Regions from separate parts of the Homo sapiens genome. Here region 2 is linked to region 1. Evidence: chromatin contacts called from ENCODE Hi-C or POLR2A ChIA-PET data. All regions are on one chromosome and are shown on one strand. The core of a region is the stretch at or near the end of the contact, and the rest is flanking DNA. Distances in the headings are between cores, read along the strand shown.

Evidence for each region. Hi-C counts contacts between places; a loop is a spot of excess contacts on that map. ChIA-PET counts read pairs that join two places held with the same protein, here RNA polymerase II (POLR2A). Pooled maps may share reads with other maps.
Region 2: a map with no recorded cell type shows a loop between it and region 1 (6-fold over the local background). The contact joins the enhancer-like site here to the promoter of HVCN1 in region 1. A Hi-C loop is called at or near these places in 6 of 37 single-sample maps with no recorded cell type and 8 of 50 pooled maps. POLR2A ChIA-PET finds 5 or more read pairs at or near these places in 2 of 52 experiments (Panc1 and activated CD8-positive, alpha-beta memory T cell).

What each region holds. Positions count from the first base shown.
Region 1 is chr12:110,686,304-110,690,722 of GRCh38, forward strand. HVCN1 (hydrogen voltage gated channel 1) reads right to left here and starts at 2,812. Exons shown (of 8, transcript NM_032369.4): 1 at 2,777-2,812; 2 at 2,322-2,405. RefSeq lists enhancers at 882-1,710, 2,273-2,322, 3,573-3,622, 3,743-3,852, 4,383-4,419 and silencers at 2,503-3,002, 3,063-3,132.
Region 2 is chr12:110,774,374-110,778,289 of GRCh38, forward strand. No RefSeq gene overlaps it. Among named protein-coding and RNA genes, the nearest start is that of PPP1CC, 33 kb to the left of the region's middle. RefSeq lists an enhancer at 2,085-2,424. Within about 2 kb of position 2,243, at least 2 of the 41 ENCODE cell types and tissues checked have a DNase peak (open chromatin) inside an H3K27ac peak, as active enhancers do.

The DNA of each region.
Region 1 (4,419 bases), core at 1,562-4,061:
TAATTCTAAAAAATTATTTTGAAATAAACTTTCAAGAAAACTTTAAAGAGGTTCTTTCTCTCCCCACAGTTACATGCTGAGGGTGCAAGGGACTCTTAGACTTTCTCGCTGGTTGACTGGCAGAGCAACTTCTGGACCCAGCAGAGTTCAGCTTTGCATGTCCCTATACCAGCCCCCTGGGATTCTCAACCTGCTCTCACGAGAGGGGCTCAAGTGGAACCATCACCACAAGAGGAGGTGAAGGGAAAAATTAAGGTGCCCTGGAGATTTCCTACCTTTGCAAGACAGGAGCTAGAACTAGCACACACGCAGAGGAACACTCAGCTTCAGCAATTCAAGCAACAGAAACTTTAAAACTACCATGCCCTTCTCCATTAAACTAGCCAAAACAAATAAAAAGGATAAAAACCAATGCTTGCAGAGCTGCAGAGAAATGTGCACACATTCCTGGGGATGATTTTTCTAAATAGCTACCTGGTCACAAGAGGTAAGTGCTTCCAAAATGATCCCACCCTTGACTTGCACACCTTGGTTAGGAAACTGTATCTCCAAGAAGCCATTTGATAGCCAAAAACATGCACAATATGGACAATGATATTTATAGCTAAGTTGAATAGTATGGCTAAAACCTGGAAGTGGCCCTCAACCCCCAAGCCCTACTTTAGGGAAAAGCTGAGGAAGGCAGTGGGCTCTTGGGAGGGATAATTCTGAAGTCTATGTAGAAACGGGAGAAAAAATGCTGTCAAGCAGTGAGAAGAAAAATAGGCTGATGGCTGACACATTGCCTGCAACTGTACAAAACTATCTGAGCCATTCCTAGGTGCCAGGCACTGATTTCCCAGGTTCTGGGAAATCCAAGGTGAAGAGGAAAGGGCAAGATCACGATCCTGGTAGACTGACATGTTACCTGGGGAGACAAACAAGGAAGCAAGGAAATATACAAGACAGACCACACCCCCCCCCCCCAGCTAAGCACTGGGAAGCCAGCCAGCCAGAGTAAGGGGCCAGGGAGCAGGCGGGGTCTCCTTAAGTGGGGTGGTCAGGGACAACTCGACATTTATGGTGTGCCCTGAATTACAAGGGAGTATGTCACAGATTGCAGAGAAGAGCATTCCCGGGAAAAGGAAGAACACGTGTGCTGTGCACAGCCCCTGAGAGAGCGGAGTACTTAGGAGGTGGCGGCTGGGGACAGCAGTGGACAGGACAGTGGCCAGAGAGAAAAATTGAGAATAATCACACAGGGCCTGATCATGGAGAGGGCTTGGCAGGCGATGCTGGGGATTTGGATGGAAGTGAGGGGTCCAGCGTGATGAGGCGGCAAGAGATGCTGGCGGCCTGGTCTCAGGGTGGAAGTAGGGGGTGGAGGGGTGGCCGGATTCAGGATATGCTTTGGGTTAGAACTTGTCGCTAGCCTAGACTGTGGGGAAGGGACGAGGAGCGGGGTGGTGGATGACAGCTCCCAGGGCCCAAGCCCCAATGACTAGCAAAGGATCAAGTCTGGGGACAAGAACACTCTGGCTTTCTCCTTCTTGCTAAACCTGTGTCGGGGAGGGCAGGGGCCACAGAGCAGCTCTGGACCTTGTGCAAGCCTCAGCCCAGAGATTTTCAAAACCCTGCCCTTATCAGCCTTTCCCTCTGGGGAGTCAGCCAGAGAAGTTGCCACCCCCTCACCTTGGTCTTACTCAAGCAGCTCCTAGTTGCTGGTGGGGCTGTCCGGAAATCCTGCAGATCTCAGATAGCCCTGAACAACCTGAAGTTAAAGGTGCCCAGGACAGAGAAGTACTCTCAGAGGGGCAGGACGGAGGGTGGAGGAAGCACTGGAACCATGAACTTTTGGTAGTAACCTGGTGCCAGGGGCTAAGCCTGTACACCAAGCATCTTATATCATCTTCTCAGCAATCCTGCGAGGTAGGTACATGCTTAACCTCATGGGACAGATGCGGAAACTGAGGCAGAGACAGGCCAAGTCACGAAGCTGAGCCTGCAAGATCCCCCACACCCAGCACTGGTAAAAGTGGTGGGGGCAATGTTGGAGGGAGTTCCACTGAGGAACTGCTCTCCCCTCTCTGTCTTGGCGTTTACCCTGGCCCCAATCACTCTTGTTCCTCAGCATCTCTGTCTCCAACAGGTGGGTGCTTTTAAAGTGTTTCTAGGGAAGAGTTTGCTTCCCCGGGGCTCCTCCTTCAGGGATGGCTGGGCCTGCTCATTGCAGCCTTCTCCCGGGACATCCAGCACTGCCTCTGCCCCTGCTTCTCTCCTACAATCTCCCGGGAGGGCAGCGGGGCAGGGACGATGCATCCGAGGACTTAGGGGACACAGACCTGGTTGTGAGTTCTGGCTCTGCCTCCTTTGGCTGTGTGACCCAAGGCAAGGGGCTTGGCCTCTCTGCGTCTTGGTTTCTTCACCTGTTAAGAGGGAGACGACGATGGTCACCTGTGGCTGCTGCGCGGAGTGTGAAGAACTGAAGGCACCTGGCCCAGGGCGGCGCGCACCACCAACTCTCCGGGATCGGGGGGTCACTAGGGCCAGCGTCTCCCGCGTTCCCCTCCCCTGGACTCCAGTCCCTGCCGAGGGGAAGCACTGCCCGCCCGCGCCGGGACACGCCAGAGCCGAGGGCAACCGAGGGCTGGGGTCCTGCTGGGGCTCCACGGCGAGGCCTGGACAGCGGAGATGCGGGGGGGGGTCCCCTCTTCTCGGAAGGATCGGGCACTGGGGGTCTTGTAGAAAGGGCTGCACGCCAAACGGGGTACGCCCCCCGCCCGGCCCGAGCACTTACCCGGCGCCCCACCCGCCCGCGGTCACCGCTGCGACTGGGAGCCTCAGAGCAGGTCCGGCCCAGCCCGTCCCGCCCCGTACCGTACCAGGCCCCGCCCCCGCCCGGGCCGCCCCCGCCCCCGTCCCCGCCCCCACAGCCCGCAGACCCCCAACGGTCGGCGGGCTTCTAGGCCTCGGCCCGGGTCTTAGTCCCCTTGTCCCTGCCTGTGGTCAGTCCACCCGTTCGTCCCTACCTCCCTCACCCCGGCTGCCTCCCGCCCCGCAGGGTGGGCCTGTCCTGGGCCTCCCGCAGTTACAAAGGTCCCGCCCGTGGGAGCGAATCGCGGATCACAAAAATCCTGCCCCGGGCCAGCCTAAGGGAAGGGTGGGCGGGGGAACCACTTCCTTCCTCCGCCGGCTGGAGCGGGGCGAATCCACCCCGCCAACCCCTTTCGGGGAGCTTCTGCTCCATCCCACCGTCTCCGGGCCACCCCTGCCTCTGGGTCTCCTGATTCCTTGGCCTCGTCCCCTGCACAGTTTCTGCCATGCAGGGGTGGAGGGTGGGCAGCACGCTCTGACGAATGAGCAACCTCTCAGCCCTCAGAACTTCCCTTGGTCGAGGGCTCTGAGGCTGCTCATGGGATGGTACTGGCAAGAGGGAGCCTTACCGCGTGCAGCCCCTGCCTGTCCTGGGCCGCCTTGCTCCGGGCCAACTCGTACGGCCCCGCAGGCGCAGGCCCAGCTCTGAAGTCCCTCCCCTGTGGGCCCTCCCAGCACCCTGTTCACACAGTCGAATCAGTTCTGTTAGCTTCTGTCTTCCCCCAGAGACCATTTGTCCCAAACATCCTGCAAAGCCGTCTTCTGCACACCTCTCCCTTCCGGTTGAGTCGGGGCTGTGGGGAGAGGCTCACCTCCTTGGGGTTGTGTTAGTTTCCTCATGCCGCTGTTAACAGATCACCACAAACCTAGTGGCTTAACACAAATGTGTTATCTTACAGCCCTGGAGGCCAGAAGTCTCAGATGGGTCCTACAGGGCCAGAATCAAGGTGTGGGTGGGGCTGTGCCTTCTGGAGGCGCCAGGGTAGTGTGTTCCTTGCTTTTCCCGGCTGGAGAGGTGCCTGTGATCCTTGGCTGTCTCAATCCGACCTCTGCCTCCATGGTCACAGCGTCTTCTCCCTTCTAAGGAGCCCTGTGATTATATGGGATCCACCTGGATAATCCAGGCTAATCTCTCCAGCTCAGGATCCTTCACATAGCCACATGTGCAAAGTCCCCTTTGCCACTTAAGGCAACATACAGGTTTGGAGGGGTTAGGATGTGGATATCTTGGTAGGGGGGTGCATTCTTCTGCCTCCCATAGGGGTATTGTCTGCTTCAACTGACTCGGCTTTCCCCAATTCTGCTGGGCAGCTGGCTTTCTTTTCTTTTTTCTTTTTTTTGGAACGGAGTCTCACTGTCGTCCAGCCTGGAGTGCAGTGGTGCGATCTTGGCTTACTGCAACCTCCGCCTCCTGGGTTCAAGCAATTCTCCTGCCTCAAGCCTCCCGAGTAGCTATGATTACAGGCCAGCATCACCATGCCTGACTAATTTTTGTATTTTTAGTAGAGACGGGGTTTTACCATGTGGGTCAGACTGGTCTCGAACTCCTGACCTCAAGTGATCTGC
Region 2 (3,916 bases), core at 993-3,492, 88 kb after region 1:
TCCCAGCACTTTGGGAGGACGAGACGAGCGGATCACGAGGTCAGGAGTTCAAGACCAGCCTGGCCAACATGGTGAAAACCCGTCTGTACTAAAAATACAAAATTAGCCAGGCGTGATGGCAGGCACCTGTAATCCCAGCTACTCAGGAGGCTGAGGCAGGAGAATCACTTGAACCTGGGCAGCAGAGGTTGCAGTGAGCCAAGATCGAGCCACTGCACTCTAGCCTGGGCGATAGAGTGAGACTCTGTCTCAAAAAAAAAAAAAAAAAAAAGCCAGGTGTGGTGGTGCACACCTGTAATCCCAGCTACTCAGGAGGCTGAGGCAGGAGAATCACTTGAACCGGGGAGGTGGAGGTTGCGGTGAGCCGAGATCATGCGACTGCACTCCAGCCTGGGTGACAGACCAAGACCCAAAACTCCGTCTCAAAAAGAAAAAAAAAAAAAAAAAAAGGGCTGTGAATGAGATGGGCTTGTATTATCCCATTGGAACCTGGCTTTTCCAGGACTTTCTTCTGACTATACTCATCTCTGAGGCGGGTCCCTGTGAATGGTTTTCTTGTCCTGTCATCCACAGGGTTAATCCCTTGAGGGATGTGTTCAGATTGCTGCTTGGCTGCTTCCTGGCTGTGTGACCTTGGGCAAATGACTTCACTTCTCTGAGCTTCAGTTTCCTCCTCTGCAAAATGGAGGTAAGAATAGTGCTTAGCTCATGCAACTGTTGTGAAGGAATGGAAGAGATAAGCAATGGGAAGTGTTTAGCCTGCAACCTCATCTTAGAGCACCTGATACAATCGAACTATCATTACCATTCTCAGATAATTTTTTAAAATAGTGTCTCCTCAAGCAACTGTTTAGAACAGCGCTATCCATTAGAAATAGAATTCAAGGCCGGGCACGGTGGCTCACGCCTGTAATCCCAGCACTGTGGGAGGCCAAGGCGGATGGATCCCTTGAGGCCGGGAGTTCGAGACCAGCCTGGCTAACATGGTGAAACCCCCTCTCAACTAAAAATACAAAAATTAGCCAGGTGTGATGGTGGGCGCCTGTAGTCCCAGCTACTTGGGAGGTTGAGGCGGGAGAATCGCTTGAATCTGGGAGGCAGAGGTTGCAGGGAGCCAAGATCTCGCCACTGCACTCCAGCCTGGGCAACAGAGTGTGTTTAAAAAAAAAAAAAAAGAATTCAAACCACATATGGACTTTTAATTTTTCCAGTAGCCTCATTAAAAAAGCTGAAGTTAATTTAAATGATATATTTAATTTAACCTGATATATTTTAAAAATGACCATTTTAACACGTAATCAATATAAAGAAAGCATTCTGGTCGGGCACAGTGGCTCATGCCTGTAATCCTGGCACTTTGGGAGGCCGAGTCGGGTGGATCACCTGAGGTCAGGAGTTCAAGACCAGCCTGGCCAACATGGTGAAACCCCGTCTCTACTAAAAATACAAAAATTAGCCGGGCACGGTGGTAGGCACCTGTAATCCCAACTACTTGAGAGGCTGAGGCAGTAGAATAGCTTGAATCTGGGAGGTGGAGGTTATAGTGAGCCAAGATCATGCCATTGTACTCCAGCCTGGGTGACAAGACAGTCCATCTCAAAAAAAAAAAGAGAGAGAGAAAAAAAAGAAAGTATTTCAAGGCTAGGTGCAGTGGCTCATGCCTGTAATCCTAGCACTTTGGGAGGCCAAAGTGAGAGGATTGCTTGAAGCCAGGAATTTGAGACCAGTCTGGGCAACATAGTGAAACCCTGTTTCGAAAGAAAGAAAAGAAAGAAAGAAAGAAAGAAAGGAAGGAAGGAAGTAAAGAAAATTAGCTAGAAGTGATTACACATACACAAGTCCCAGCTACTTGTGAGGCCATTACAGCTTGGGTGACAGAGTGAAACCCTGACTCATAGAAATAAGAAAAAAAAGAAAGAAGGAAGGAAAGAAAATGAATGAAAGAAAGAAAGAAAGAAAAGAAATTAATTTAGCACCATAGGAAAGGTTTTTTTTAAAAAAGCATGAGCTATGTTATCCTCTTTTTTTTTTTTTGTATAAGGCTACAAAATCTGGTATTTTGCACTTATATCCCATCTCAGTTCGGACAAGCCACATTTCAAGGGCCCAAAACCCCATTTGGTGAGTGGCAGCCATATTGGATAGAGACAGCCCACCTTCTCTGGTTTTGTCTCTGCAGATAGCCAAGGAAACCTAATTATGCATCCAACTCTCTGGCCCATTGGCTGAGTCACCTGCCGGGAAGCTTTCAGAATATTTATAGGTAACTGATCTACAGAAAACAGAAAGTGATACCATCTCCAGCCCCCACAACCTTTCTTCAGTCTCAAGTTTGCCGTCTCAGCTACTGTTTTCTAGAGGCCCAGTGGGAAGAGTATGCAAAGTGGCAGTAAAGTACATATGTAAACGTGTAGGCAAAAGGCTGAGAGGATTCTTACCAAACTACTCACAGTGGAAAATAAGAGTAATGTCCAAGCAGAGTTTAGTTTTGTCAGTCATGCCCTAATTTTGTTTTTGTTTTTTAGAATGTATTCATTCACATATTACTTGTGTAAGTGAAAGTCAATTGATATATATATAGAGATAATAGTAAAGAAAAGTAACCATGATTTGCGGTAAATCCCCAAGAAGTTTAATGGAAAGCAGTGAGTGCAGAGATTACAAGGTGGACTCTGGGGCCGGCTGCCTGCCTTTGCATCCTAGCCCTGCTGTCTACTAGCTGTGTGACCTTGGGCAAGGTTCTCTTGCTTTCTGGGCCTCAGTTTCCTCATCTATAAACTAAGGATAATGATGGGACCTATGTTACAAGGTTGTCACAATGATTTGATGAGCAGGTGTAAGGTGTTAAGATGGGATCTGGAACACAGAGTCTCAGCTGTAATAACTAAAATAATTAGTATTATCACTGTTTTTGGTGGAAGAGTAAGTAGCAAGAAACTCTCTTGGTGAAAATACAAGAGCTGCGGTGGCTCACGTCTGTAATCCCAGCACTTTGGGAGGTCGAGGCGGGCAGATCACTTGAGGTCAAGAGTTTGAGACCAGCCTGGCCAACATGATGAAACCCTATCTCTACTAAATATAGAAAAAATTTGCCAGGCGCGGTGGCGCACCCCTCTAGTCGTAGCTACTCAGGAGGCTGAGGCAGGAGAATCGCTTGAACCTGGGAGGCGGAGGTTGCAGTGAGCTGAGATCACGCCACTGCATTCTAGCCTGGGCGACAGAGCGAGACTCCATCTCAAGAAGAAAAAAAAAGGAAATAATATGCTGGAGTGAGAGCTGCAAGACCAGCTGCTAAGCCTGGATCTGCCATTACCTAATTTGTGTAAACTTGGGCCTCAGTTTTGTACTAATTCTAACAACAACATACATTTTCTAGTCCTTACTATCATTTCGGAACTCTACATGTCTCGTTTCATCAGATCTTCACAACACCCCTCTGAGAGAGAGATACTGTTGTTGTTGTTGTTATTATTACTATCTTGAGACGGAGTCTCGTTCTGTCGCCCAGGCTGGAGTGCAATGGCACGATCTCGGCTCACTACAACCTCTGCCTCCCGGCTTCAAGTGATTCTCCTGCCTCAGACTGCCGAGTAGCTGGGATTACAGGTGCCCGCCACCACACCCAGCTAATTTTTGTATTTTTAGTAGAGACGGGGTTTCACCATGTTGGTCATGCTGGTCTCGAACTCCTGACCTCAGGTGATCCCCTGCTTCAGCCTCCCAAAGTGCTAGGATTACAGGTGTGAGCCACCACGCCTGGTCGAGATACTGTTATTATTACCATTCTATAGATAAGGAAACCGAGGCTCAGAGAGCTGACACGGCTTGCCCAAGTCGGCAGCTTCTAAGTCCCAGGAAAGGGATTTGAACTCAGTGTTGTCTAGCCGACATGAGAGGCTGAGGCAATGCTCTCTGC